Linked DNA regions of Mus musculus: region 2 is linked to region 1. A link is a loop called in an ENCODE intact Hi-C map of the cell type or tissue named here. Cell type or tissue: heart. All regions are shown on one strand. Each heading gives the region's core, and the rest is flanking DNA. Links, peaks and the distances in the headings are about the cores only. Region 1 has its middle 9.4 kb from the start of Gm38753. Region 2 holds the start of Gm30078 (a long non-coding RNA gene).

What was found. Peaks named below come from ENCODE experiments on the same cell type or tissue, not always from the same donor. Only the 100,000 strongest peaks of a DNase experiment are listed, where the experiment ranks them.
Region 2: it touches region 1 in a loop (2.8-fold over the local background); 2 of 42 quality-filtered maps call a loop at or near these places.

Annotation. Positions count from the first base shown.
Region 1 is chr5:149,369,221-149,384,683 of GRCm38, forward strand. It overlaps a transcript of Medag not described here. Among named protein-coding and RNA genes, the nearest start is that of Gm38753, 9.4 kb to the left of the region's middle. In heart, for the core only: CTCF peaks have their summits at 4,963 and 6,832 (motif pointing left); DNase peaks (open chromatin) are centred at 4,954, 6,821, 8,339, 10,151 and 2 weaker places; H3K4me3 peaks cover 815 bases; H3K27ac peaks cover 5,309 bases.
Region 2 is chr5:149,060,316-149,075,778 of GRCm38, forward strand. Gm30078 (a long non-coding RNA gene) reads left to right here and starts at 7,498. Exons shown (of 3, transcript XR_868722.3): 1 at 7,498-7,625; 2 at 8,064-8,202; 3 at 8,455-8,930. In heart, for the core only: no CTCF peak of the experiment used is centred there; no DNase peak of the experiment used is centred there; H3K27ac peaks cover 1,720 bases.

The sequences.
Region 1 (15,463 bases), core at 2,941-10,940:
GCAGGATAACACCCCGTGTCCATTCTCAGAAAGACTGTTCTCTGGGATGTTCCCTAAGGTAAGCCTATCAGTTGTCAGAGCATGGTAAGAGTCTTCCCACCGCACCCTGCAACCAACCCTTCCCCTTAGGTAGCCATTGTGTCCAGAGGGTGGGCAACACATATCCAAAAGCAGTCTCCTGGAGGGGAGAGAGGGCGTCTCACGCATCCCTTTCTGGGTCTCTGAAGGCAGAGTGCTGAGCCAGCAGCCGGCTCTCCTGCTGGAAGCTCACATCCAACGTTACTTTCCCATGCTCTGGAGATAAATTCCCAGCCAGGCAGCCAGCTGAGAAAAAGCGCGATGGAGCAAACCGAGACAAAGAGTAACCGTAACGGCAGCCAAAGAGAACGCATACTATGTGTGGTCTGCCTCCCATCTCTGGGGCTTCCCCCTGGCTCAGAACACTGGTTGTTCTTTCTTCCATTCACTAAATACATGTGCATGAGACATATTATTACATAAAATCGAATCATAAAAACGTATGCTTTTATTTCCAGTGCGGGAGCCCAGGGTTTCATGTATATTGGGCGTGTGCTCCTAGACCTGGGCAGGAGACATTTCCTGAGCGCCTGTCAGTGCCTCAAGCCGAGGAGCAGACACCGGTGAGACAGCAAACAGAAGTCATAGGGCCCTGTCTTCTAAGGGCTGTCAGTTTAGGAGAGCAGACGGGCATCACCACGTGGCTGGGCCACACGGACATCTGGAGCAGGGGACACAGACCATCTCTCCATAGACAAGCTTTGGTCTGGCTCAGCTGAGTCCTTTTCTCCGGCAGGCTTTGGACTTACGTCGCAACCTTGACCTTCGTTCTGTCCTTGCAGGGTCTGCATTCTTAAGCATTAAGTCAGCTTAAGAAGAAACTCCCACGCTCCATAGGTCAATTGATCAAACTCTTTATTCCCTGTCCCCAATCTCTGATTATACCAGGCCTGTCTTCAGCAATGTTCTTGTTCAGTGGTGCTGATGTTTAGATTCTGAGCCCTCCCCAGAGCTCATGTGTTAAAGCCTTGGGCTCTAGGCTGGCACTCCCGAGAGGCATTGGAACCTTTATGACGATGGGGTAGTTTATCATAGTGATGGAAAGTCAGCAATACAATTGGTTAGCAAGATGCTTCCTATCTCTTAGTAATTTCAATCCTTAGATTCATTTACCATGATTATTGATCAGAACTCCCCACTTGAGATGGATAATCTTGGATGTCAACCTGACACACTTGAGAAGTGGGAACCTCAACTGAAGAATTGCCTCCATCAGGAGGAAAGGCCTAGCCAACTGTGGGTGGTGCCATCCCAAGACAGATGGGCCTGGGTTGCATCATAGCATCTACAGCACTAGTCTTGAACAAAGTCTTTCTTGACACTTTAATGGGTGTCCGGGTGATTTTTACTGTAACCGCTTTGAAAGGAAAGAACAACTTCATGGAAGCAAACGAACAGGCAATCTGACATTATCTGGGAGACCAAGAAAGACTGGTATGAGAGTTTGGTGTGTTTTGTCCATGTTAAAAGTCATGTAATTTGGTCTGGAGAGCTGGCTCAGTGGTTAAGAGCACTGACTGCTCTTCCAGAGGTCCTGAGTTCAATTCCCAGCCACTATATGGTGGCTCACAACCATCTGTAATGGAATCCTATGTACTCTTCTGGTGTGTCTGAAGACAGCTAGAGGGTACTCACAAATATAAACAAACAAACAAATCTTTTTTTTTTAAGTCATGTAATTCAGTTGATGTACAACATTAAGAGGTGGGGCTGGTCTTGACCGGATTCACACCTGTGAAAGGGACCTTTGTGGAGCAGCTTCCTGTGTGGTTTCATCTCTCCCAGAGATACTCACATCTTTTTGTTGTGATGGGACAGAAGTCCCTCTTCAGATGAGGCTATGCCATTTTGATCCTTCTACCTTCAGAACTGTACGCCAAATAACCTCCTTTTCTTTATAAACAATCCTGTCTCACGTGTTTTGTCACATCAACAGAAAGTAACTAGGGCAGTTTCTTGAGAAAATGGTGCTTGAGTTGAGCTTTAACTTTTTAAAGCAAGATAGAAGTTAGAAGTGACCCAAAGCTTAGTTGTAAAGGATAATGGCTGGCTTTCAGGGCCACATGGTAGGGCCTTATCTAAGAAGTCCATGCAGAGACCACCCAATTTTCTATTGAGTTTGGTCTCCTATTAACTATCAATTAGGTCTACAACTGTGTGGCATTAGCTGTTAACATGTAGAATATTGCTAAACTACAAACTATGCTTATTGTTATTTTTATTTATTAGAATGACAAAAAAACTTCTGTTCAGTACAAAAGATAACTTAAGGGGCGAGAGCGATGGTTCAGTGGTTAGAGCACTGGCTGCTCTTGCAGAGGACCTGGGTTAGGTTTCCAGCACCCACATGGTGGCTCACAACCATCCGTAACTCCAGTTTCTGGGAGATCTGATGCTCTCTTCTGACCTCTGCAGACACTACACTGAATGCATATATATATATATACATATATGTATGTATGTGTATATATGTGTGTGTATATATGTATGTATATATATATGCAAAACACATAGACACATAAAATAAAATTAAAACACACTAAGAATGAAAGATAACCCAAAGCTTAGCAAACATTTCAACATTCTTCCTTGAGAATGCACAGAAGACCTGGATGCACACACGCACAGCAGAGCTCATTGCACATGATCTCTGAGCCTGTGTTCTCCTCTTTCTGGCTTGAATATCAGTCCTGGAGGCAAGTCTTTAATGGATGCTCAGAGAGTCAGAGGTGGGGGGAGATCCCTGAATAAGAATTACCAGCACCTCTTCTCTACACATACAGGATCTCGACTTTTGAGGGCTCTGAGGATACCCGGGAATGTGGTACTTGTGTCTGTAGAGTTGCTGAACACGTGGGTGAAAATCGAGAGACACTTCTTTGACGGCTTAGGAGAGCATCGCTGGCAGAGTCACAAGGCTTCCTGCCCAGCAGTAGCTGGAGGCTGCTGCCTTGTGCTGTGGTTGATTTAGTTAGTTTGGTTGGACTGAGAGCCGCCTAGGAGACTGGTAATGCACACCCCCAGGCAAGCCTGTAAGGGAGACGATTTAATAGTCTAGAGACTATTAAAAGACAAAGGCTCTCAACTAGTGGATGCTCAGATCCATTGATGGGTTTAAAATTTGAATAGGTGATTGGAAGATGCTGGGACTTGCTGCCCAATTAGAGAAGTGGGTGTCTAGAGGCTTGGACTAGAGTTTTAGGGGCTATATCTTGCCCTAGACTCTTCTGGGGATTCCCCTCTGCATCCTGCCCACCATGATGTTGTTGGACTGTTCTGTGACACTGCACCTTCCCCACCTTGACAGAGTAACGCCTCTGAAAGCAGGAGCCCAAATCAGTTAAGTTCTTTCCTCAAATATTTTGGTTAACTGCGTACAAGTAATGAGTCATGTGTCTGGTGTCACACTCACTTCATGGGTCTGAATGGAATCCTCCTGCGTCTGTCCTCTTTCTGCGCTTTGCTGGGGTTTTGCTAGTGGGATGATGTCCTTCTTCCTCTGGGGCCTTTAAGTCTCACATTGTCTGTGAGTTGTCCTTTCTCTCTGTACTTGGACAGTCAGCTACCCAGCCCTGGTTTCTGAGGACCGCCCTTTCTTCTTTGTCTCCAAAGCCAGGGTCCTTCTCCAGTTTCAGGGGCCTATGAAGACCTATCGTTAGACCCCCATGAATCTTCCAGGCACCTTCCTCTTCATCCTATATCACAAATGATTACCAAGTGAATCTTCTATATAAAAACAACGGTTCCACCTGTCATCTAGTCTAGAGCTCTCAGACACAGTTGCGGCTGTGGTGGACTCCTGTTCTGCTATCTGCAATCTTTGTATGAGAAAAGCCAGGAGCTGTTTCCTTATGTTTTCTTCTTCTCGGAATGCTCAGGCCATCTCTGCTAATGCATCCATCCCCCACCCCCTGCCCTACCAGGAGGGGGTCCTCAGTGTAGCTTGCCAAGCCACGAGCCCACTCTTAATGGCTTAGACCACGGGTAGACACTTGATTCATGAGCAGCCAGCATAGGCAGCCTGTCATAAAGAGCTGCCCATGCAGAACAGCCAGTGCTGGACAGAGGCCACCGAATCAATTTGGGCCTCTCCTGGGAGTCTCATTCCTGAAGGGAGACGCTGAGCAGAGTCAGCGAGGGGCTGAGGAGGAGTCACCCAACCCAGAGTGACAGCCTTAGGGGCAGTGAGATAACGTTGCTAGACGCACTGTCCTGAATGATCTCACCGGGCACTGGCTGTGCCTTTTGGTTTCTATCGTCTGATGTTTTGACATCTTGGGGGCCTTCCTGACTGACTCTGGAGGGGGGACATCTGGATACCTTACTGACTGACTCTGGAGGGGGGACATCTGGGGGCCTTACTGACTGACTCTGGAGGGGGAACATCTGGATGGATACCTTACTGACTGACTCTGGAGGGGGACATCTGGGGGCCTTCCTGACTGACTCTGGAGGGGGGACATCTGGATACCTTACTGACTGACTCTGGAGGGGGGGACATCTGAGGGCCTTCCTGACTGACTCTGGAGGGGGGACATCTGGGGGCCTTCCTGACTGACTCTGGAGGGGGAAGTCGTAGGGGAAGTAGCTAATTGCCTCTCCTCTCCCACTCCAGCATGGCTCTCAGATGTAAACCAACCAGAGCCCCTGCCCTGCCCACCTCCTTTCCTGACTTCTCTTTCTCACAGGTACACTCCACCTTCCTCCATCACTGCTAGTCCAGGTACCCAGCTCAGGGTAGTCCCTAGAGCCCAGACTTAAGAAGCATAATTTTCACCTAAGCTGAGCCTGCTTACTCTTCCATGACCACTCCCTCCCACAATGCCCAGTGACGCCCTGTACCCTTCTTCCTCCTCCCTCCTGACCAGGTGCTACCCTCGTGGTGCCCTGGGGTATAGCATGGTCCTTATTCTTGGAACTGAATGACCTGTCTTGTCAACAGCAGCTGCCTCCTGGTCTGCTGACCTCATTTCTAAAATCGGCAGGTTCTGCGTGACTCACTCATCTCCGTGGAGTCTGGCTGTGTGGTTGTTCCTCTTCGAGGCAGGGCCGGGGCTCTTCCTGCCTTACCCTAGGTAAATGCACTGAATATGACCTGTCTCACTTCAGTGGGTTGTTAGTTCTTCTTTAGATCAGATCTTTACTGGTTGTCTCACCCCCTTTCTTTACGGAGCTCCCCACTCCCCGTGCTCTTCACAGGCAAGCATGCTGGCTTTCTTTGTAAATAGCCTTACATATGTTCTTGTCCCCTGTGCCTGGTCATGAGGCCATCCTTCAGACAACTCCTGCCTTCCCCGTGCCTAAAACTACTCTCTTTCTCCGAGGTCTCACATTCAGACGTCCTATGATGGCTTCTGTAACCTCACGTGCCTCTCTCTGCACATCAGCATCACCCATGTGTGGGTTTCGATCCCACCACAGAGCATCCAGTGTTCCCCGCTTTGTGTTCGGGAATTCTCTCTCCTCAGGGTTATATGCACTCTCAGTTCAGGAGACAGACGTTTTGCTTGATGATAGGATGCACTGGTATCTAAGCAACTGACATCTTTCTTCTCCTTAAGCCGGGGTATAAAATCCACACATAGAGCAACAGTTGCTACCTGTTGAGCCAGAGCCTGGCTGGAGGGGAAGCCCCATTTTATCTCCATTCTGAGTCCCCGGAAGGCCAGCCCCAGCTTTCTTAAGTGGAGAGAACTTCATTCATTTCCTAATGGGTCATACTTGGGGAAAGACTGGAGTTTCTTCATTTTAGTGTCAGGCCAGTAAGGGGTTGCAAAGTACAGAGTAAGGAATGAGGGTAAAGCAAGAGGGATTGGCCCACCAGTGGGATTTGAGGACTGTCTCTTACATGGAGGCTGGGATGGGGAGACTGGAGCAGAAGCCGAGGCAATCAAACACGCCCCTCACAGTTTTGATCCGGCTCTCACCTGTTTGAAAGGAAAACATCTGGCTTGTCTTCCATTGACCCTGATGTAAATGGGTAAAGGATTTCAGGGCACATTCCTGATAGTTCCCTGAGGGACTTCCTAACAAAGGGGTGGAGCCAAGTAGCTCTTGGAATGGTCTCCCATCATAGACATTGCACTTAGAGTTTGAGCTATACGAATAATTCAGATGCTACACTGTAAGCCCTAAATATACCTTAAGCCCACAAACAACGCCCCTTTGTCCAGCTTTATGCCTGTGTTCCTTTAAATGGACTTTCTGTTCCTGACCGCACTGTAATCAGCAGATATCCCTACCGTCCCCCCATTCCCTCCTCCTCCCTTAAAACGGCTCCTTCTAATAGCTAGCATCCTGCAGTGACCAAAGCCATTAGAAGGATTGCACCATTACTATCCTGTCCAGCACACACATAATGCCCCAGGGATTGCCTTTCTTCTTCTTTGCTTGATGCTTTTTTGTGGATGAAATCGGGGCCCAATGGTGGGCTGAAAAAAAAAAAAACCGAAGAGGGCAGAAGGTGACAGTAATTCGTTTCAAGGGCACCTCCCAAACAGCTTTCCCCACTTGAGATTCCTTTGTGAAGGTGACGGCAGATGTCAGCCTTGTGGATAAAGCAGGCTCTGAAAGCACGCGGACAGGTTGCAGACCTCTGTTCCTCGTTACCATAATATTGAATGCTCATCTTTTCCCAAGCACGACAGCGAATATGTGCTCTGCCTGCTAGCTCACTGTTGTTTGTGCTGGAAAGAACCCGGGCCCAGCCCAGAGCCACGTTGCAGGGCTCAGGACTGCTCTGAAACACTGCCACCTAGTGGCGTGATGAGGTAAGACAGCACACATCAAGGGCACCGGGACTCTAGTTCAATCTAGCTGCCCCAGCTCAAAGGCAAGGAGTTAAAAAATCAGGAGCACAAAGACCATAGCCAGTTTGGAAACGCCTAAATAGGGCAGGGGACAGGGAAAAGGGGCGGGGGAACTGGAGCCTGAGAGAGGAATTAAAAGTAATGAACGGGTCGGATTGAGCAGTCCCCACCTCCCCTCCACCCCCCTCCAACTCCCCACCCCACCCCCCCTCGCCCCCCACCCCCAAGCTAGAGATGTGGGTAAGATGAGATTGGAACCGGCCTTCATTTGGACAGCTCAGTCTGGCTTGTGACTGGATCCTTAAGGATCCCGGGGCTCAGTTGAGCTCGGGAAGTCCCTGTGCCTCGGTTTCCTCACTTTGTGGGCCGAGTCAGAGCTCAAAGTCTATCTTCAGTTGAAACATTGTATGAATTTGTTATCTGAGAAATGCAGGAGAAAGCAGTTGGCTATCCTTAAATCATCTGTGTGACTTCTTGTTGATTTAAGGGGGGACTTAAAAATGAACAAAGAAACAAACGAATGAACAAACAAGCATCCACTTCCATCTTGTCTGTTTTCAGGGTTGTAGCTCAGGAATCCTGGGAGAAGCATGGAAGAATCTTCTAGCATGTGGGGACTCTCGGGACCCAAGAGGGAGAGTAACTCCTAAAGACGTGGAGGCTTCTAGTGCTTCAGGACAGACAGTGAGTGTGTGGGGGGTTGGAGGGGATGGGGTGTGGGTACTGGCATGGAAGCAAATCTGTACTATTTGAAACACCGAAGTGAAGACAATCATTATAATGGGTTAATAATTGAGCAGGCCATTCCTTCAAGAGTTACATTTTTAAAGGGAATTTCCTGTTAGAAGGTTCCAAGGAAATCAGATACTGTTCATTGACAAGCAGGAATCTGAACAAGTAGGGGAATCCCCAGGTCCTTCGACCTTACAGGATGGGTTTTGTCCTTTGTCATTCATCGGCGTTCCTTGGGGAAACTCATCTATGATGGCTGTTTTAAACACTTCGAGTATCATTTTTACATCCCAGGGCTAAAAGAAGATGTGGCTCAGCCTCTGCCACCATTTGAAGAAGCCCAGGTTGCTCTTGCTCCTTCTTTTAAGGCTCAATGGTCCTGCTCATCAAAGCATTTCCCCAGCGAACACACAGTGGAGGGAATTTAAATTCCATCTTGATGGAATTTGAACCAAAGCACACTGCCCAGTGTCACTTTATACGCTGTGAATCATCAAGCCAGCTACGAATACCTCGAGGGGTCCTTGCCGTTGTTCAACATAAATCAGTAAAATGACAGGCAATTGACTCTGAAGACAGCTTTCACATGGCTGAGAGGCTGGAGCTGCTGGAAGCAAATGAGGGCATTTTTCTGTAAACCACTTGTGATTAGCGCCAGAATAAACAGTAGATTGGGCTTTATCCTCCACACCACACTCCCCTCCTGCTCTGGATCTCTCATTAGGCGGAAGTGAACACTTCCCTCAGTGTTGGGAGTGGGGGTTGGGGGTTGTCAGTGGGAAGAAGCAAGTTTGTATCTCCACACCTGATGAGTACTTCTGACTTCCCCCCCAGAAGGAAAAGAAGAAATAGACTTGATTTGACTTTTTTTTTTTCCTATGAAGACATAAAATAAGGGCGAGAATCAGACCGACCCTTCGATGCAAAAGCTTGTCGCTGTGCTATGATGCCCTATCACGGCGCCTGCCAGGGCTTAGAATTTCCCTTAATAGAAAGGAGCGTGTTTGAGAGATTGGCACCTGGCAGCAGTGTCTCATGATGTTACAGGCTTATATTCTTTGTAAAGCATTTAATTAATTAATTAATTAATTAATTTAATGTATATGAGTGCACTGTCGCTGTCTTCAGACACACCAGAAGAGGGCATAGGATCCTATTACAGACGGCTGTGAGCCACCATGTGGTTGCTGGGAATTGAATTCAGGACCTCTGGAAGAGCAGTCAGTGCTCTTAACCACTGAGCCATCTCTCCAGCCCCTCCACTTATATTCTTAAAGACACCAGGAAGGTGGCAATGTTAAGCTGATGGAGGCACTGTCTAAGGAGATCTGACGCCAACCTGTGCCACCACGGCCTCCTGGGCCAAATGGCCCCTTAGGTTGTTGTGTCAACTGATTTTCTCCAACAAGAGTCAGGTTTTCCACGAAAAGCATCAAGTGTGCCAAATCAAGTAAGTCTGTAAACCCAGAGGACACAGCCTGCCTGTGATCCAAAATCTGAACTGACACACGCCCTCTGCCACCTGATAAGCTGGGAGTCATCAAGCTAACTACAAATACCCAAGGGCTCCTTCATTTAGAATCTTCCAGACTCATGTGACTATACATAGTAGGACTTTCGGCTATGTAAAAGGTGAGACAGACAGACAGACAGACAGACAGACAGAAATTGCATAGACTTCCTCAGTAAGCAAAGCCTTATCTAGGAAGTACAAAACCTTCTAGCTCCTCAGATCTAGTTGTCTTCTTGGTTTGTTGTAAAATCTTGACTTAAAATCTTCCATGCTACAACTGAAACCACTTACGAAGGTTTAATCGATAGGAACGAATCAATGGACCTGAAATGTCTTATTGCTCTCCCCCCACCCTCACCCTGGATGCCCAGAAGCCACATGAGAATGCCAGAGTCAGCTGCCATCTGCCAGGAGAAAGCCCTGGTGACTGTCTTGGGGCCCCATTCCTCCGAGGCAGCTGTGATGAGGCATGAATTGATCCTGGTGGCCGAGATCAGGTCCTGGGAGCTTTGAACTTGTTTCAGTTTGGGCTGTCTGTGCTCCCTGGGGTCCTGCCCTAGGGAGGGCAGGTCATGGCTGGACGCAGGGAGGTCAGCACCGCCCTGCTGTTGAGTGAGGGACTGGAACCACTTTCCTCTCGGGAGACTGTGTCGCTTTCTTAACTGTTCTAGACTGGAGTGTCTCTGTTTCCAAGTTTGAGGTTAGAATTGGGCTTTTGGTGTTGGGGCAAGGATGAAATGGAAACTTCTAGGTCAGTGCTCAGCTCCAGACCAGCTTGTGGGGAGTGCAGGAAGGCTGGGTCAGTGGTCATGGCCGGGAGGGAGAGTGCAGAGCCCTCCTGAGTAACTTTGTGGTTGGCAGAGTTTCAGGCCTGCCTGGCGTTTGCTTTTTCCTTTGGGAACATGGGAGCAGCCCTGCCTCATTGGAGAAACAGTGAGTTAGGCACCATACTGTCTGGGCTAGTGGCCCAGGTGTGTCCTGAGTGGGTGTGGCCCATGGGAATGAGAACACTGGGCTGTGTGAAGGGAACCTACAAGTGTCAAAGGCAGCTGGGACCAGGAAGCAGCATCAGACAGCGCAATTCCTTCCCGCTCGCTTGCTGGGCTTGTCCAAAAGGAGCATCTGTTTCTTTTCCCCACTTTGGATGCCTTTGCACTCCAACCCAGCAATGCCTGCAAGCAACAGCAAACACACACAGGGGAACAGCATTGTTGTGGGACTGGGCCGGTGTGACTCACTCTACCTCGGTTTCCCGGGTCCGGCGGCTCCAAGTCCCAATGTAGAAATAGAGTACGGAGCAATATGTTGTTTTGGTAGAAAGCTATGGGTTTTTAGTCTGGAATGTCTGTCGCCAGGGCCCATCCAATTAACTCGCTTGTCGGGAAATCAGAATAAATAGCTCCGAGGAGGCGATCCAGGCTCTCCATGGCCTTTATTTCTTGTTCCTCTTCCAGGTTAGGCAGGTCTGCAGTAACCAGGCCAGAGAAGGAAAGAATACATGGCTTCATTCTGCCTTTGCCTTGCAGGAAAGAAAGGGGGTCGATCCCGTGCGTTTTTGAACTAGGGGATTCGGGCCAGCTGTGTCTTGTGGTAGTGATAGGTCAGGAACAGGCTTGGAGGAGATGGTACCCTCCTCCACAGAGAAGGCGCCATGCATTCTGGGTCAGCTGTGTTGATTGGCACCTTGGGTGGCGATGTGTCCTCAAGGGTACCAACTATTCTGCGGAGCTTGGCAGCTTTGGGCAGTCCCTGTGAGAGATCCTATCCCACTGTCTGGTCAAGACCTTCAGGAGAGCGGCAATCTGTATTGGGGCAGTGGGTGTGCTGTGTGGGTTCCCAGGGTCAGCACCCAAGGATGGGGCTTTTATCTGTAGCATTCCTTTACATAGGATACTTGCAGAGGAATGCTGTGGATAATACTCTGGTCATCCCTGCATCTGTCGATCATTGTCACAGGGAGATGGAAGCCAAAGCCATTTATTTGCATAGGTAGCCTGCCTTCTCTGGGTCTGAAGGAATCTACAGCTTTGTGCAGCAAAAGGGACAGCTGATGGCGGGTGTGTGTGTGGGGGGGGGGGGGTTGTTTTCAACTGTCCTTGAGCCAGGCCATCCAGTATGCTTCTCACACACTCTCTCCGTAATCTCAGAGACCCTGCCTCTCTTTTCCCAGTCTCACCCCTAAGACCTTGCAGGAGTGTTTCCTCAATGGTGATGGGAGGCAAAGAAGCGGTTGGACCTCTGCTCTCTGCGGCAAAGCACCTCAAATAATGATGCCTGTGAGCAGAGAGGGGCATGCCTGCTGTCTGAGGCTCCCTGCTCATGGCAGGCGGGAGTCAAAGGCTCTTTCTTCAAGGACTGCACATTAAGTTTGTCTTTGTGCTTCTAGCTGCTTCCATTTCAAAGGCTCTGTCAGCGAATCCAGGGAGTCATTCCTGGACCCATCGGGCGTCTCCATGGTGACAGCTAAGCAGGCCTGAGGGAGAGAGGCACTTTCCCACAAGTTCCCTTTTCTGATTTTTTTTCTTATTTTTTTTTTTTTCAGTAGTGACTGTGGCTGAAAATTGAGCTTAAAAAATATGATAAAATAGGAACTCCCTAAGCTATTTTTTAAAGCCCACTGTACATAAATATATACGTGTCATTACCAGCCTCAGTGGGGTCTAACATAGCCTGAGAAACAAGACTGATCTCTCTCTCTGTGTCTCTCTCTCTCCATGTCTCTCTGTCTCTCTCTGTCTCTCTTTCTCCCTGTCTGTCTGTCTCTCCCTCTCTGTGTCTGTCTGTCTGAAGAAGAGAAGGAGTCCACTTTTCCCATTCCCTTCCATGTACAGCCTCTGGTGAACTGCTATGGTCTGTTTGCCCAGGCCTGCAGTCCCCCCCCTCCCCCATCCCCTGCCCCCTGAGAATGAAAAGCATGTCAACCAACCACTGCATCAGTAGCAGAGGTTGACCAGGACGTTGTAATTGTCCTCTTCTTGTTTGGCAGACCCACCAGAATAACTGCTGTATTCTTATAACACCCCCAGTGGCCACATGCATAGACGAGTCTTCATGCAGTACACTGGGAGAGTCGTTGCTGGTTGGTGTCACTGGGCAAACATCAGAAAGGGTTCTTGTGCAAACCTAGATTCCACAGGCCAGTCTCCTCACATGGTCCATTTATAGTCAGGAGGCTGCCGTAGATGGTAACAGTCTAAGGGTACTGCTAGAGAGCTCTACTTCCATATTCCCCAGAGTTCCCAGGGGTGCATCTCAATGCTCTGTCTTACAGGGCTTGCCTATTTTCCACAGGTGGCTGTTGGTGGGTGGATGGGTGGGTTGTGCAGGACTGCAAGATGCTGTTCCTTGCTTGTATTAGTCGTGAGAAGACACACCCGACGCAGGGTGACTGGGCCTCCCTCCCTATTCCAAACTTTCTGTTTTTCTTCATGGTGTTGTCTCGTTCCACCAGACTCAGCTTTCCCTGTAAGAATGGGCTCCAGGAACCCAGGGCAAGCATAGCTCATATCCAAAACTTTCCCGGACAACGGAGGCTTTTCTCGTGGGTGGAGCTCACTCAAACTTGGTCTCAGAGCTTGGAAAATGGTTTTTTCTTTTTTTCCTTTTTTTTCTTTTCTTTTTTTCTGGGAGCCATAAAAACTCTGAAAGGTGGCAAATCTCCAACCCTTTCTTAGAAAACTACGCGTTGGGACCATTTCACAGAGAAACGGTGGAGTTACAGTCTACCAGAAAGAATCTTGCCTCAAGAGGAATTTTCTCTCAAGACCTAGCCCCAGCTGTGTATTTCAGCCCCACCCAACTCACAAGCTGCCAGACGCACCCAGACAGACATACACAAGTCTCTTTGTGGGTGTGGTTCAGGCCAAGCAAAGGCCCTCAAAACATGCATGCTTATTTCAAATATTTCATATTTTTGTATATGCTGAATATACACAAGCAGGAAATGCAAGCTTGTCTGCTCAAGTCACCCCCCCCCACACACACACACCATGATCTGCCTACGAAGTCCTCATTCCAAACCCAGATAGCCCAGGATTCCTGAAGCTGCCACAGACTTCCAGACAGTGTCTCATGAAAAGACTTTTGTGGTAGTCCTGTGCTCTTCAGAAATCACACGAACAAGCTGAATATGGTAACAACACACTTGCAACCATGGCACTCAGGAGCCTAAGGCAGGAGGATCATGGTTTGGGGTTAGCTTAGGCCACGTGCTGAGTCTTTTCTCACAAGGTTACACTTCCAAGTACACATTTCCACCTGTTGTTTTCTTTGTCCTCTAGTTTCCTCTGCCCGGCACAACATCCCTGAGCTGCCAGGTACTGAGTGTCATCATCTCTGAAGGCAGCTGTAACTAATTAACCCAAATATGGTGACTTGAATTAACAACAACAACAAAAAAATCATTCTCCCACTGTTTCTGGAGGGCAGCTGTTTGAAATCAATGCGTCAGCAGAGCCCGTGTTCTTCTGATGCCTCTCGAGGGGATCCTGTCTGGTTGTGTCCAACTTCTGATAGTTCCAGAGTTTCCTTGCCAAAGGCTACATAACTCTGATCTCCACCCCTGCATAACTTTTTCTTCCTGTATGCCCCCGCCCTGCACCCCAGTATGTACCATTGAATTTAGAGTCTACCCAGCTAATCCAGTTTAATCTCCCTTGTCGGCTTCACTGGATTCGGAGTCACCTAGGAGACAGTCCTCAGGGAATGGCTGGAGGATGTCTCCAGGGAAGCTGAAGTGGGGAGAGAAAAGCACATCTTAAAACGTGGGTGGCATCATTCCCCGTGATGGGGTCTGGGATTAAATGGAAAGAGGAAGCAGAAGTGAATTAAACAGAAGCGTTTCTCCCTGCTACCCGACTGTAGACATAGTATCTATTCTCACTGCTACCCGACTGTAGACATAGTATCTATTCTCACTGCTACCCAACTGTAGACATAGTATCTATTCTCTCTGCTACCCAACTGTAGACATAGTATCTATTCTCACTGCTACCCGACTGTAGACATAGTATCTATTCTCACTGCTACCCGACTGTAGACATAGTATCTATTCTCTCTGCTACCCAACTGTAGACATAGTATCTATTCTCACTGCTACCCGACTGTAGACATAGTATCTATTCTCACTGCTTGGATAGACAACACCCCACACTGTGAGCCCAAGTAACCCCTTCCCTGCCTAAATTCTGTCTCCTCAGGTATTTTGTCACAGTAACAAAAGAAGTGATTAATGCGCCAGAACACTTGATCTAAAGCTGCATAACTTGTATAAATCTAAAAAGGGGGCCCCTTTCCAAGGGAAGTGAATTCACAAAGAATTCAGGCTCAGTGTGTGGGATGTTTTCCTGTGGGCCACTCTTCATCCCACTGTCCGATTGTTCATTCACAGCCAAGCAGCTCACAGAGCCTGGTGCACAGCCATAGTTCATTTGTTCTGCTGGATTGAATTTAAACTTGGACCCAAGGACTCTATCTGCTTTATTTCAGGGCTCCATGTCTGTGCATGCCTTGATTATAAAAACAGCAGCTAGACTAATTAAAGTAAATAGTTTCTTAGCTCCCATCGGGTTTCTGATGAAGTATTTTATACTGTTGTTTCAAGTCGCCATGTTTCAAGTATGCCAGAACTATATAGGTATGAATAAACGTTTTTTTTTCCAGTCTTTTTCTTCCTGTGAATCGAGTTTTCTCAGACCCTGAGGATTTGAAACTAAATGGATTTGATTGAGATAACTTTTCATGCATAAATTTCATTATACTTAGGATAAGAAGATATACATTTATAAGCTATGTATGTATATATAAATGAATGGGTTTGTATGTGATCTTACTGATGATCGAGACCGTGGTGGTTTGAATGAGAATGGCCCCCGCAGGCTTCCATATTTGAATGCTTAGTTCCCAGTTGATGAATTGTTTAGGAAGGATTAGGAGGTGTGGCCTTATTGGGGGAGGTGTGTCACTGGGGGTGGGCTTTGAGTTAAAAAAACCCACACCATGCCTAATCTCTCTCTCTCTCTCTCTCTCTCTCTCTCTCTCTCTCTTTCTCTCTCTCCTTCCCTCCCTCCTTCCTTTCCTCTCTCTCTCTTCCTCCCTCCTTTCCTCTCTCCCTCTCTCCCTTCCTCCCTGGTACCTGTGGATCAGACTGTAAAGCTCTCAGCTACTGCTCCAGCACCATGCCTGCCTGTCTGCTTCTTACTGTGACAGTCATATACTAACCCTCTGAAACTGTAAGCAAGCCCCTAAGTAAATGTTTCCTTTTATAAGAGTTTCCTTGGTCATGGTGTCTCTTCAAAGCAATGGAACAGTGACTAAGACAGCGATTTCCATT
Region 2 (15,463 bases), core at 2,999-10,998, 310 kb before region 1:
ATTCCTTTCCTTTTTAACTTCTCTCGATTCTCTCTCTCTCTCTCTCTCTCTCTCTCTCTCTCTCTCTCTCTTTCTCCCCCCTCCCTCCCTCCCTTCCTTCCTTCCTTTCTTTATCTTTCTTTCCTTCTTGCTTGCTGTCTACCTGTATTTCTTTTTGTTGTTGTTGTTGTTGTTTTATTTGAGACAGAGTTTCTCTGTGTAGGCCTGTCCATCCTGGAACTTACTTCCTAGGCTGGGCCTGAATACGCAGAGATCTGCTTGCTTCTACATGTGTGTGTTTTGCCCGATGTCCAATGAATACCCTGGAACTGGAGTTACAGATCGTTGTGAGCCACCACATGGGTGCTTAGAATGGAACCAGGGTCTTCTGGAAGAGCAGCAGGTGCTTTTAATTACTGAGCCATCTCTCCAGCTCCTTTATGACCTCTTTTAAAGAAAATACTATTTTTTTATGTGTATGAGTGTTTGAGTGAATCCATGTCTCTGTACCATGTTCATGACTGGTCCCCTCATGAGGCTAGAAGAGAATGTTGGATCTCCTGGAATTGGAATTATGGATGGGTTTGAGCCACTGTGTAGGTGTTGGAAGCCAAAGCCCTGCTTCAGTAAGGACTCTTAACCACTAAGCCCTATCTGCACCCCTGAAACCTGTTAAGTTAAAAACACTAGGTAAATCTGTCAATCATAGTATACTACATTTATTTCATGAACTCCCTTCATCCTTCCTTTTGTGAGACAGAATTCTGTAGTCTAGGCTAGCTACCACTTCCCTTGCGATCCTCCTACCCCTATTCCATCAGCAGTAAGATTAAAGGCACTTGTCACCATACTTAGTTTTAATATTTTCTTTGAACTCTTTCTGACTTAGATATATTCAAGTGCTTACCCCCAAAGATGGAAGGAAAAAGATCCAAACCATACAGAGTCTGTGAGATCCTGCCTAGAAGTAATCGCCTCGCCTTCCATTCCCAACTCCCCAATCCAAACCCCACATACTGGCCTCTGGCTCTTCCTGAGACCTTTGCTCAGGAAGGGCGTTTCATTACGTGGATCCACAGAGACAGACCTGAGTCAAGAAGAGAGTGATATCTGAGGGTCAGCGGTGGGGACACCTGGAGCCCTTCTGATCCAGGTCCGTGCTTCTGTGGCCTTAGCCATGGGCAGCCCCAAGGCTACCAAAGCTATTCATACTATCACTTTCCCTAAAGGAGAACCTTTCACTGCTTAGTAAGAGAGCAAAGATCAGGCCTTGAATTAAAGAAAGAAAAAGTCTGTATTACGTTTCTTCATTCATACATGTGTGTGTACATGCATGCGGAGGTCAAGGAACAACTTGCACAAGTCAGTCCTCTTTCTTCCTGGGGGTCCCAGGGATCGAACTCCTGCCATCAGGCTTGGCAGCAAGCACCTCTATCCACAAGCCATCTTGCTGGTCCCAGGTCTTTCCTTCTTGAGAGTATTGATCTTAGGCTAAGTGGTGGGGCTGATTTCTAACATTTATTCCAAGGCCAGTGGTCATGAAATTTGGGTGAGGGACCTTAGCAAAAGTCCTCATAAAGTAGTAACCTAGGGTCGGGGAAGGGCTTCTGAGTAAAAGCATTCACTGAGTGAGTCTGACTCTGTCTTCAGTTCCTAGAACCCACAGTGCAAGGAAGCACTGACTCTTGCCCATTGTCCTCAGATCTGCACACAATGCACTGCTAAAGTTATATCAGCACACCTTTGAGGGCGAGCAAGGGATCTCGGGAGTGCGCAAGCGTGCGCGCACACAACACACACACACACACACACACCCCACACACACCCCTAACAAAGTTAAATTTTTATTTTTATTTTAATAAAACATAAAGTAATAATACATTTGTCAAAGTTCATTCTTTGTAATGTTGAAGAATCGCATCAAAAGATCAAACCAGCTTTCCTATCAAGAGGGCCCCACTGTGGCTTGACCCCCAAAAGGTCCCACAGGCTCCTGTTTTGCTTGTCTGGTCACTTAGCTCATGGCAGGCCATGTTGGGAGACTGTGGAAGTTTTGGGGGGCGGGATCTAGCCCCAGGAACTAGGCTCTGAGGTGCCAGCCTTCGAAGGGTCTGGCCTGTCTCCTGATCCCAGGATGCTTTCTGCTGCACAGCCTCTCAGGATGTGAGCAACTTCTGCCTCAGTTTCTCTAGTTGGGAACTCGGGGACTCTGCCAGGCCACCCACAGGCAGACAGAAGCACTGAACTGCTAGTCACAACAAAGCTGTCTTCCCTTGTTCCTATCAGGTATTTCAGTCAGGACCTAGTGCAGCACATGTTTTTTGTTGTTGTTGTTTTTTTTGTTTTGTTTTGTTTTGTTTTTTTTAGAATACATGACTGCTTATGTCCACATGATAACTTGCATACGATCAGCCACTGCAGTGGTTTTTATTGTTCGATTTTTGTTTTGTTTTTGTTTTTTTGTAATATACCCTGAGGTGTATACAATTCACCCGTCCATCGTCTAATGAGCTGATAAATAAAAATGTGATATATTAGTACAGTTGGAGGTTTGTTTGTTTGTTTTTTTAGCAGATTTAATTTTTGTGTGTCCCCACTCCCATCTTTTTAAAAAAAACTTTATGATGCTCAGGTGTTTTACCTACATGTATTTCTGTACAGCACATGTGTATCTGGTGCCCTCAGAGGCCAGAAGAGGGCATTGGATCCCCTGGAACTAGAGTTACAGATGGGTGTGAGCCATTATGTGGCTGGCAGGTCCCCAGGAAGGACAACAAATGTTCCTAGCCACTCCAAGTGGCCATGTCTTTTGATTTTTGAGACAGGGCTTTCAGGAAGGCCTGGTTGAACTTTAGCTCACTACGTAGAGCAGGCTGGCCTCAAATCACAGAGATCCATTTGCCTCTGCCTGCAGAATGCTGAGATTAAAAGTGTGAGCTACAGTGCCTGTGTTGTTTGTTTCTTCCCTGGGGGCTGAACCTAGGCCCTTCCAAGCGGAAGGAACAGACCTATCACTGAGCTTGTTCTCAGCCTCTTAAAAAAGTTGAGACAAATAGGTTATGCACACACACACACACACACACACACACACACACTGTCTTTAGACACACCAGAAGAGGGCACCCGATCTCATTCCAGATGGTTGTGAGTCACCATGTGGTTGATGGGATTTGAACTCAGGACCTCTGGAAGAGCAGTTGGTGCTCTTAACCACTGAGCCATCTCTCCAGCCTGTGGCCCATGCCTTTAATCCTAGCACCTAGGAATTCGAGGCCAGCCTGGTCTACAGACTGAGTTCCAGGACAGTCAGGGTTACCCTGTCTCAAAACTGTCCCTCTTCCCCCCACAAAAATTAGCTTGTTGAGACAAGGTTTCACATAGGAAGTTATTGAGGCCAGCCTTGCATTTACGAAACTCCTAACTCGCCCATCTGAGTAGCTGGGATTCTCGGCCTCTCCCATCAGGCTTGCCATAGTTATCTGGCAGTCAAACAGAACGAGGGCTGGAGACATGGCTCCGTCAGTAGAGCCTTGGTATGCAACGATGAAGGCCAGAGTTCTCCAGTGTAAAAAACTGGATCTGGTAGACTGTTTGCAATCCCAGTGCTGGGGACAGGGGGATGACTAGGGCTGGCTAGGCTAACTGGCCAAGCCTAATCAGTAAGCAAGGCTATTGAGAGTCCCTATCCTCAGAAGCAAGGACATTTCTGATGAACATCCAAGAGACCTTGGCCTTATATGTGCCCATGTGTACATACATACATACATACACACATGGTATGACCTCTGGCCTCTATGTGCACATGTACACACACACACACATACACATACACACACACACACACACACACACACACACACACACACAGAGAGAGAGAGAGAGAGAGAGAGAGAGAGAGAGGGAGAGAGAGAGGAGTGAAGTCTAATACAATCTAGAAGGATAAAATATCTTGTGTGAAAGAGGACAGACAGGGCACAAACCACACGATCACTTTGCTTTGGGATAATCACAGCAGCAAACCAGTGGTTGCCGGGTTCTTGGGGAAGGGGAGTGCCTGCTACTGGGTATGAAGTTCTCTTCTGGGAGACTTCTGGAAGAGTTCTAAAATTAGATTATCGTAATGGCTGCATAGCCTGTGACTCTGCCCCAGACCACAGAGCTGTACACTCTAAGTGGGTAAATTGTATGGCGTGTGAATTACATCTTGAGGAAGCTGTTCCTTAAAAAGGAATAAACAGGTCTCCTGAGTGTTTAAGCAGGCAGTCAAAGCTGGGACAGCAAGATCTCCTCTTGCCAGTTCTTCCAAAGCCCCCCTGTTCTCCTGGTATTTGACGCTGTGTGAAAAAAAAATGGCCCTCATCTGCATCAGGTTTAAATTTCACTATTGGAGTTCTGAGAGCTGTGCTTGATCTATGTATTTGCTACAAAAATAGTAATTTTCAGAGAGCCCCTTTGAAGGGATACATTGGGAGGTTTTCCATGAGAGCTGGGATGACCCCGGGGGTGGGGGGGGGGAGATGTGATGAAGGGTCAGATGAGACAGTGCAAACTTGCAGCCTCCTGGCCTCAGGTGATCAACACGCTTCCTTTGGTTTAAGATGTGTTTAAAAGTTGGAATTTGGAGCTGAGGGGGTGGATCCACGGTTAAGAGGTATCACTGCCCAGGAAAAGCACCTGCATTTGGGTCTCAATCCCCATTGGTACTCTCTTCCGATCCTTGAGGGTACCTGATGCATGTGACACACATCAGGACAGCCAGGGCTTTTTAGAGACACCCTGTCTCCAAAAACAAAACAGAAAGAAAAAAAGGAAAAAGAAAAGAAGAGAAGAGAGAGAAAACCCGAGGTCCCATAAGGTAGACGTACATTCTGGTAGGACAAGGCGACAGAGAGTGGAGAGTGGCTGCCTCTTGCCACAAGTCTACCACTTCGTTATGCCACCATCTCTATGCTGCTGCCTGGCCTCTGTGCACAGCAGAGTTCATGGCTTGGGAGTTTGTATTTCATATGACCAATGACGAGCGTTCTGAATTGTTCTCTTTTACATTAGTAGTTCTGAGAATCACACCAAGGGCCTTCTCACGGTAAGCAAGACTCTGTCTTGACATCTTTTCTTCCCTCTCCCTATCCCAGTTGATTGTGTGAGGGACCTTTTCCTTGTTAGGCAAGGGCTCTACCACATTGAGTAGAATCCCAAGTAAAAAACGTTTTTATTTTGAGTCACCCAGGCTGCCCTTGAACTTGAAAGCTTCTCATTTCAGGATCCTTCCCACTTCTGGTAGCTGAACCATTAGAGTCCTGAAATTCCTTAACCCAAGAGTTTCTTTTAAACCAGGTGGGGTGGCCCTTGTCTGTAAACCTCAACACACAGGAAGCTGAGGCTGGGGGATTCAAGTTTAAGGCAAGCCTGAGCTACAGAAGTAGACCCCCCGCCCCTACTACTTGGGGGCCACACCTTTAATTCCAGAAACAGGTAGATTTCTATGAATTAAGGCAACCCTGGTCTATATACTGAGATCCAGGCTAGCCAGGGCTACATAGAGAGACCCTGTCTCAAAAAAGAAAGAAAGAGAGAGAGAGAGAGAGAGAGAGAAAGAAAGAGAGAAAGAGAGAGAGAGAGGGAGAGAGGGAGAGAGGGAGAGAGGGAGAGACAGAGAGAAAGAAGCCCTAAAAGGGTCCTTCATGTAAAAACAAAAACAAAAATCTCACTTGTGGTGACATGCTTGTTTTTAATAAAAAAAATTAAAAACATTTTTATGCATCTGCATGTTTGTGTGCATGTGTGTTCTATGTGTGTGGGCCTCAGTAGTGAGGCTAGAAGAGGGTGTTAGAGCCCCTGGTGCTGGAGTTACAAAGAGCTGCCTGCCTGACATGGGGCTGGAGGCTGAACTCAGGACCTCTGGAAGAGCAGTACACACCCAACCACACAGAGCCATCTCTCCAGTTCCAGTGTGGACTCTCACGATGAGTGCAGCACGTGCCTCCCATGCGGGAAGCACTGGACACAGATTATCACATCGTTCGACCCCGCTCAGCAGCAGGGTGCTTCTCTAGCATGTCTGAGGCTTGAGGCCCCAAACACAATGCCCCATCTGAAGAGGTGGGAGACAGGCCATCCATCCCCATCTGAAGGAAGGGGTGGGAGGCAGGCCATTTAATCCTCATACTGTCCTGGGTCTTAACTTTTCCTTTGTGGATAATGCTAAGAGGTGGATTGTGCCGGCTGAGAGCACATGGCTGGTGGCAGTGATGGCATCTTCCCAGAACTGACTTCAAAGCTAAAGCTTCCACGGCTTCTCCACTAGCCACGCCACCACCAGGTTGTCAGCCTCGCGAATAGATAATGCATTGTGTTTTCTGACCCAAATACACCCACCTCTCCATACGATGCAGGAATGTTGGTATGAGACACACACCTTTAGGTTTCGCGGTTTTTGAATAGGACCCCTCTAGTTTGCAAAACAACCATAAGCCCACTATTGACTATTAATCCTACAGACTTGATTATTTGTTATTCTACGTGTCTGTCTGTGTACCACTTCTGTGTCTGCTGCAGACGGAGGCCAGAAGAGGGCATTAGATGCCCCGGGACTGGAGTTACAGGTGCTCCTGCCATGTTGAGTCCCTTTACAAGAACAGCCAGTGCTCCTAACCCCTGAGCCGTCTCTCCAAGCCCAACAGACTGATTGTCCCCAAACCCTTAATATTTAAATTTAGGTTTTTAAATTAATTTTTTATAAGATTTATTTATTTATTTATGTTTGGCTCTGCTCGCTCCGGCCTATTTTATTATTATTATTATTATTATTATTATTATTATTATTGGTTTTTCGAGACAGGGTTTCTCTGTGTAGTCCCAGCTATTCTGGAACTCACTCTGTAGACCAGGCTGGCCTGGAACTCAGAAATCTACCTGCCTCTGCCTCCCAAGTGCTGGGACTAAAGGCATGCGATACTACACGCACACGCACACGCACACGCACACGCACAGCTATCTTCAGACATCCCAGAAGAGGGCATCGGATCCCATTACAGATGGTTGTGAGACACCATGTGGTTGCTGGGAATTGATCTCAGGACCTCCGGAAAAGCAGTCAGTGCTCTTAAGGGCCGAGCCACTTCTCCAGCCCTTAAATTTACTTTCTGATCCATCAAAGGGCTGTGCACTTTGCCAAATGCTAGATTTCAGTAGTGGTAAAGCCTTGCTTCCTGCCCAGGTAGCCCCAGCCCAAACTGTCAAATCTGAAGCCTATGTAAAGGCAGTGGGAGAGGACAGGCATGACTGACACCCAGGGCTGGTGGCCAAGCTCCACAGCACTTGTTCACCTTAGGCTGCTGCCAACCCTGTAGGCTGGTCCTGAGGCCACGGAAGACTTGGAAGGTGAGAGGTGGGAATCGCCTCAATCCGCCACAAAGGCTAACCACAGCCAGCCTTCTAGGTCTTCAGGAGTGTGAAAGAGACCTCAGCCTTTCTCCGGAGCCGGAAGAACTCCTAGCACAGCTGCTCAGCCATTCCCTGAGCTGCTGAGGGAACTCTGTAGCCGACCTGACAGTTATCTTCCTGCTCACGTGGTACATTCATTCCCCAGCTTGCAGAGAGCCAAGTCAGGAATGTCCGCTAGTAGAACAAGGGCCTCATCACCCCAGGTACTAAGCTTTTAGTTTAAAATGCTTAGTAAATTGAGCACTCCCCAGCACTAGGAACTCGGGGATATGGAGTTTAAGGGCAGCCTCGGGTATGTAGCTAGATAGTCACAAAATGAAACAAGACAGACATCCCAAACAAAGACAGACAGACAAAACCTCGGGGCATGGCTCTGTTAGACTTGCACTGGGCCAGCAGGACAGAAAGAAAACACCCGTGACAAAAACAAAGGACAAAACAAAAAAACAAAAACTCAACCCCAAACCACCAAGGACCCGAAGTGGCTTTGGGAGTGGAGGGGAGGTAGCCCAGGACCCGCAACAGGGTCCTGGTTGTTCATAATGGTGTTAGTGTGAAGAAAAACATCTGCAACAAAGCTCGCCTGCCTTTTGTAAAACACCGCTGTGGGTCCCATTCTGAGGTTTCCTTTTGACTTCCAGGAACGGAAATGAGGAAGTAGGAAGAAGATACCACAGCTTAGCGCGTTTCGGTGGGAGTACATCAGCGCAAACGGACCTCAGAAACTGCCGTACCCCCTGATGGTGCTGGACCGGTGACTTTGTGTCTAGGAAATATTCAGTAATTTCGTTTTCTGTGGGTTTTTTTTTTTAATTCTTTCTTCCTTTTTTCCCCCCCTTTAAGGTGTGTTTCTGTTGCTATGCTGCCTAGACTGGCACCCAACACCGAGCCTTAAGTGGCTCTGCGGCTCAACCTTCTGAGTTCTGGAGGATGGTGCTAGCTGCCAGGCCGTCCAGGGTCCCCTGTGTACACGTGGGGGTGAGAAGATCTTCCAAAGCCGGTCCTGAGTCCTGACCTTTCACTTTTTTTGAGGCAGGGTTTCTCTGGTTTCCGCCGCTGTGCTGTGTACTTCGGATTAGCTGGCTGAGTGTTTCTGGAAGATTCTCTTCCCTCTGTCTTCCAGTTCACCGTAGGGATGTTGGGACGACAGATGTCCACCACACCACCACCACATCAAATGTGCGTCATGGAGATTGCGGGGAGATGAGCAACCTTTCTCCCCGGCCTTTATTTGAGGAGAGGTCTCATGCCTCATGGCTCGGCACTGAACTGTGTAGTCCAGGATGACCTGGACTCTGGGGTCCTCCTGTGCCTCCCTCCAGGTCCTCAGAGTGCATGTGTGAGCCACTGGGTTAATGTACCACTACAATGGCTCCTGCCTGGTAGGTGCGCCTCAATCTCTGAGCCCCATATTCATAACCTTGACCTACCTTTATGGGATATTAGTGTCATATCACAGATAAATTGTTGTAGACACCAGGTTTACTGCCATGTAATAATATACATAATATCTTATCAAGAGAAGACCTATTTTTAGAAGGAACCCTGATTTGAAGAAAAGTGTGTGTGTGTCATTAATAAATAAATAAATAAATAAATAAATAAATAAAGGGGCTGAACAAATATACTATGAAATGTTAATAGTATTCATTTTTTTGGCAAGAGACAATCTATATTTTTCTCTTTAGAATTTCTACGTTTTTAGCCAGGCAGTGGTGGCGCACGCCTTTAATCCCAGCACTTGGGAGGCAGAGGCAGGCGGATCTCTGAGTTCAAGGCCAGCCTGGTCTACAGAGTGAATTCCAGGATGGCCAGGGCTACACAGAGAAACCCTGTCTTCAAAAAAACAAACCAAAACCAAACCAAAACAAAACAAAATTCCTACATTTTCTACAATCCTAGCACTTAAGGGTGAGGGGAAGGAAGATCAGGAATTCAGGGGCATCCTCTATTACACAGCAAGTTTGAAACCAGCCTCGGGTGTGTGTGACCTTGCCTCAAAACAAGGTAAAAAGAGGTTATAAAGAAGTTATCTTTTTTGTTTGTTTGTTTGTTTGTTTGTTTGTTTCGAGACAGGGTTTCTCTGTGTAGTCCTGGCTGTCCTGGAACTCACTTTGTAGAACAGGCTGGCCTCAAACTCAGAAATCCGCCTGCCTCTGCCTCCCAAGTGCTGGGATTAAAGGTGTGCGCCACCACCACCCGGCAAGAAGTTATCTTTAAAGAGCCAGGCAGTGGTGGCCATGCCTTTAGATGCAGCACTTGGGAGGCAGAGGCAGGCAGATCTCTGAGTTGGAAGCCAGCCTGGTCTGCAAAGCAAGTTCCAGGACAGACAGAGCTACACAGAGAAACACCCTCCCCCAGTTTAAATTGAGGCTTAAACCCAGGGCCTCAAGCAAGTTTTCTTCCTCTCTACCATATTCCTAGCCCTTTGACCTTCCTCAATTTTATTTTATTCTTTTTAAAGCTTGACAATTTTATTAGCATTTAAAGGAAAAATCCCCAGGGCAGGCAAGCTGTAAATCTCAGCTGAATGTCTGTGCTCTCCAGCCTGACTCCTGGGGTACCCTGTGGTCAGAGAGGGCCCTTGAAATAAGACATTCCCAGCTTAGAATCTTGGTTCCATACTTCTGGCCCTGTCAGCCCTGACAATGTTCAGGAAACCTTGGATTAATTCTCCAGCAGGCGCAGGAGGCTGAGGCAGGAGGATTTCCAGAGTTAGAGGCCAGCCTGAGCTACATACAATGAGTTCTAGACGATCCTGGATTCAAAATAAGACCTTGTCTAATAATAATAATAATAATAATAATAATAATAATAATAATAAATTAGCAAAGAAAAAACAGACAAAAAACTAAATAGTTCTAAAAATCGGATATAATTTTTCTACCACACATAACCCTACTGCTTTAAAACTTGATTAATTACAACATTTGCTTTTAGATTAACAACAAAACCTTCCCCAGGCCTTCAGAACTAACTCTATAATGCAACAGACCTCCTCTCTTGCTTCCCTCGCCCCTGTACCCTCAACCTTCACCAGTGGGGACTTGGTACTTTTCAGTCTTTGGTTCCTGGACAGGGTATTTCTTTGAACTATAATATCCTTTCCCTGTCCCGGGGATGTTAAAGTCCAATCTGCCCTTTGACCCTCCTTGACCTTTACAATTGTCAACTCAGTGAGCCTTCTCTTTGTTTTGAATTTCCTGTCATGTTTGGTTACCCTTTTCCAAGGGCCCTTAGGGTCTTGTAATAACAACTTATCATTGCACACGTTATGACCCATAGTAATATCTTACATAGCTTGTTCTGCCGGTATTCTTGTCTCTAGTTCCCTCCCTCCCTCCCTCCCTCCCTCCCTCCCTCCCTCCCTCCCTCCCTCCCTCCCTCCTTCCCTTCTTCTCCTCCTCCCTCCCTTCCTTCCTTCCTTTTTTGAAACAGGGTTTCCTTTCCGTGTGAAGCCCTGGAATTTCATGGGGAGACCAGGCTGGCCTTGCATTCAAGAAATTCAATCTACCTGCCTCTGTCCTCCGAGATCAGACGAGATTGGGTACATTCGGGGTGGTATGGCCGGTAGAATGCCTCTGTCATCCATGTGCTAAGATTAAAGGCATGTGCCACCAGATCTGGCTCTCTTTACAATAGCTACTAATGACAGTAAAAGTGATTTTTAACTGTTTTGTTGTGACAACCCATTGCATTGCTTGATCTTCAATTTGGTTTGTTTTTTGTTTGTTTGCTTTCGTTTTCTTTTTTGGGGGGACAGGGTGTCTCTCTGTAGCCTTTGTTGCCCTGAAACACACTCTGTAGATCAGGCGGTCCTCAAACTCACAGAGATCCGCCTGCCTCTGCCTCCTCAGTGCTGGGATTAAAGGCAGCATTCTCCGCCACTGCCTGGCAATCCACTGATCTTTAAAGGATCTGGGTTCTAGTCTCAGCACACACATGGCGGCTTACAATCACCTGTTAGCTCTAGTTCTGGCAGATCTGATGCCCTCTCCTGGCCTCCTCAGGCAACTGCAGGGATATGAACATACCACCAGGCACACAAATGTAGAAAACAGAGCTTAAAAATTAGGTCTACAGGGGCTGGAGAGATGGCTCAGCAGTTAAGAGCAATGGCTGCTCTTCCAGAGGTCCTGGGTTCAACTCCCAGCAACCACATGATGGCTCACAGCTATCTGTAATGGGATCCGATGCCCTCTTCTGGTGTGTCTGAGGACAGCTAAGTGTATAAATGAAATAAATAAATCTTTAAAAAAAATTAGGTCTACAAGAAGACAAAAGACATCGAATTAACATAAACAAAAATTGAAATATGAAAATCAAGAGACAAGTGAAAATCAACAAATATGTCTAGAATTCCCTTCTCTTCATGGACTATCAATGGTTGTAGGGACATGGAACAAAACATAGCTTTGTGCCTTAACTTTTGCAGGTTGAGAACAGTTGTTGTCAGCAACTGCACAGAGGTGAATTTTATCAAGTTGGTTTCTCTCCAAACGATCTGGAGCAGTGTCTTTACAAACTGTTGCTTTAATTTCTTTCTTTCTTTCTTTCTTTCTTTCTTTCTTTCTTTCTTTCTTTCTTTCCTTCCTTCCTTCCTTCCTTCTTTGGGGAGGGACTTTTTGTTGTGTGGAATGTTCTCGTTTATAAGTTTGTGAACGCATTTGGGTCCTTTCATGTATCTTATTAGAACTCTTTACATTCCAAACAGCAACAGCAGGCTCCTTTTCCATGCTGGAGAGTGAACTCAGGACTTTACATGTGATGGTCAAGTGCTGTCACTGAATTCTTGGGTTTGTCTTTTAATTTTAAAAAAATTTAATAAAAAACTTAGATGTATTATTTAATATTTTATAGCCATGAGCATTTTGCCTGAATGTTGTGTGTATGTATGTGTGTGTCTGTGTATATATGTATGTGTGTATGTATATATATATATATATATATATATATATGTATATGTGTGTGTGTATATATATGTGTGTGTGTGTGTATATATATATATATATATATATATATATATATATATATATATATATATATATGTGTGTGTGTGTGTATGTGTGTATACACACACACACACACACACACACACACACCCCGTATGTGGCTGCTGTCCATGGAGGTCATAAGGGGGCATCAGGCCAGGGCTACACAGAGAAACCTTATCCCAAAAACCCAAAACAAACAAACAAACAAACAAAAAGTCCATCAGATCTTCTGGGGTTGGAGTCACAGATGGCTGAGAGCCAACAGGTGGTCTCTGGGAATGGAACCCTGGTCCTCCGCAAGAGCAGCAGGTGCTCTTCAGAGTCGAGCCAACTGTCCACCCCTTAATTTTTTTTCCAAAAGCAGATTTGTTTAATTCTACGTGTATGAGCATTTGCTGACACGACTCTGCCTGTCTGCGACCCAGTGTAGTCAGGAGAGAGCATTGGATCCCCTGGAGCTGGAGTTAGAGGTGGTTGTGAGCCACCACGTGCTGCTGGGAACTGAACCTGGGTCCTTTGTGAAAGCAGCCAGCGCTCTTAGCAGCCGAGCCTTCTCTCCAGTCCCTCAGTTCTTGGTGCTTTGAGGCAAGGCATCACTGTATAGCCTCGGCTGGTTCTGAGGCCTGTATGTAGCTGAGACTGGCCTCGAACCCCCAAATTCTAGAATAACAGCATGCCCCACAATAGCTTTCTACATGATGTCATATGTGCAGCAACAGCAATGGTTTCTGAGGATAAAATACAGTTTTTCCTGCATATCAGATATTTTTTTAAAAAAACCAAAAACCATAAACTCCCTAAATGCGCTGCTTTTCTTGGGTAGAATATTCACTTTGAATTTAAAATATGTTATTGGATTCAAAGAATTCTACCTAGGTTTCAGACTCAGATAAAACCAGTTTAGACATGCATAAAAATCCCCCAGCCTAACGGGAAGGGTGAGCGGGAGGGGGCTCCCAGGCTGGAGCTGGTAGAACTCAGAATGAGCCGAGTCAGCCACAGAACCCAGAAAGAATCTGCTGCCCTGTGTCATCTGCATCCAAACCCTGATGGCTCTCATCCAGGCTGTGGGGCCAGGTTGCAGCTTTCTCCCGCCCCCAGGTCTGGCTCCTGCTTTGTATACTTGGTGACCAAAGCATCCAAGTCCTTGGGATTTATTGGAGCTGATGGCTTTGGGGAACACGTATTTTTCCCTCTCAACTCCAAACACCAAAAGGCATTTCTTTCAACACGCCAGGGGGAAAATAGCAACTAAGAAAATCAACAGTCGTCTCTCAGGCAGAAGAATGGATTTGGGGAGGTTTGTCTCCACAGACCCTGCCTATCTTTTAAAAAGAGCAGCCATATTTTTTTTTCTTTCAACTTTATTAAGAAACAATGTATTGTTTGAGCAAGGTGGTGTAGCTATAATATCAGCACTGAGGAGGAATCATGCATGTAGTTTCAGGGCAACCTGGGCTACATAGCAATGCTCTGTCTTTTAAAAAAGGAGGGGGTTTAGAGGAAGGAAAGGAATGTAAAAGCTTTGACAGGTTTTTACAGTAAGTTCTTGGGGCTGGAGGGATGGCTCAGTGGTTAAGCACCAGCTGCTCTTGCAGAGGACCTGGCTTCAGTTCCCAGCACTCACATGGTGGCTCTCAGCCCCCGTAACTCCAGGGGGTCTGATGGCCTTTTCTGACCTTTACAGGCACTGCGTCTCTGTGATACACAAACGTCGATGCAGACAAATACCCATACGCATAAAATAAAAAGGAGCAAAAACCTAAAAAGAAAAGTGTTCTGGTCTAAACATTATATAGCCACACGCTATCTTCATCACAACAGATAGATTTATTTATCCCAATTAGAAGTTTCAAGAACGTGCTTCTTTTATTATTATTATTATTATTATTATTATTATTATTATTATTATTATTTTGAATGATTATACTTGGACTTGAAAGAGCAATTTTTTTTATCTGCTTTGGTCTTGAATGAGCCGCCTAAGTCCATAACGTAGCGTCACACAGGTCACCATCTGCAGGTGAGAAAGCAGATGCCACACAGGGCAATACACTTCCAGGCAAAAAGTTTCCTTTCTTTTTTGCTAGGCTTCCTGGTGCAAGCTTGCTTTGCTGATCCTTTCCAGAAAACCTCTCTTTTCTGGAACCGAGGCAGGAGCATCATAAACTTAAAGGCTTGCCTGTGCTACAGAATGAGTTCAAGGTCGGTCTGGGTAATTTAGTGAGGTTTTCTATTAAAGCATGGTTAAATATTTTTTTAAACTTGTTTTTATCTGTGTGGATGTTTAGCTGCATGTACGTCTGTGTATCACACTGCAGGCATGCCTGGAGCCAGAAGAGGGCATCACTTCCCTTGGATCTGGAGTGACAGATGGTTGGGTGCCAGAAACCCAACCTGGGTCCTCGGCAAGAGCAGCCCTATTGAACCATCGTTCCACTCCCTGCCTCAAAAGAAAAGCAAAGGAAAGACTGGGGTTACAACTCAGTGGCAGAGCTCCTGTTCTTGGGCTCGGTACTAAAAACAACAAAAGTGAAAATGAAGACATGCTTACAAATGCTCAAAAGAAGACAGAAGGCAGCAATAGTGGAGATGGTGCGGTATCCTTCCAGGGCCACCGTGGGAGATGAAGGGAAACAGTGTTCTTTACCAAAGATTCCGATAAAGCATCGGAGTGGAGAGAGGGTAGACCTGATAGCTCAGCTGAGTGGTAGCATCCTGGAACGCCTTACACTCCAACTCGCAATGTGAAGCCCACCAGGACCTGGACATGTTGCTCGAGGGCATATCTTAGTTACTGTTCTATTGCTGTGAGGAGACATCATGACCAAAGCATTTAACTGGGGGGCCTGGTTTACAGTTTCAGAGGGTGAGTCCCTGATCATCATGATGGGAACCAGGACAGCAGCCATGGTGCTGGAGCAGTCACTAAAAAATTACATCTAACCAGCTGGGCAGAAGCAAAGAGGGAATGTGGTTGGGCCTGGCATGGACTTTTGAAACCTCAACATCTAGTCCCAGTGATACACCGCCTCTAATAAGACCAT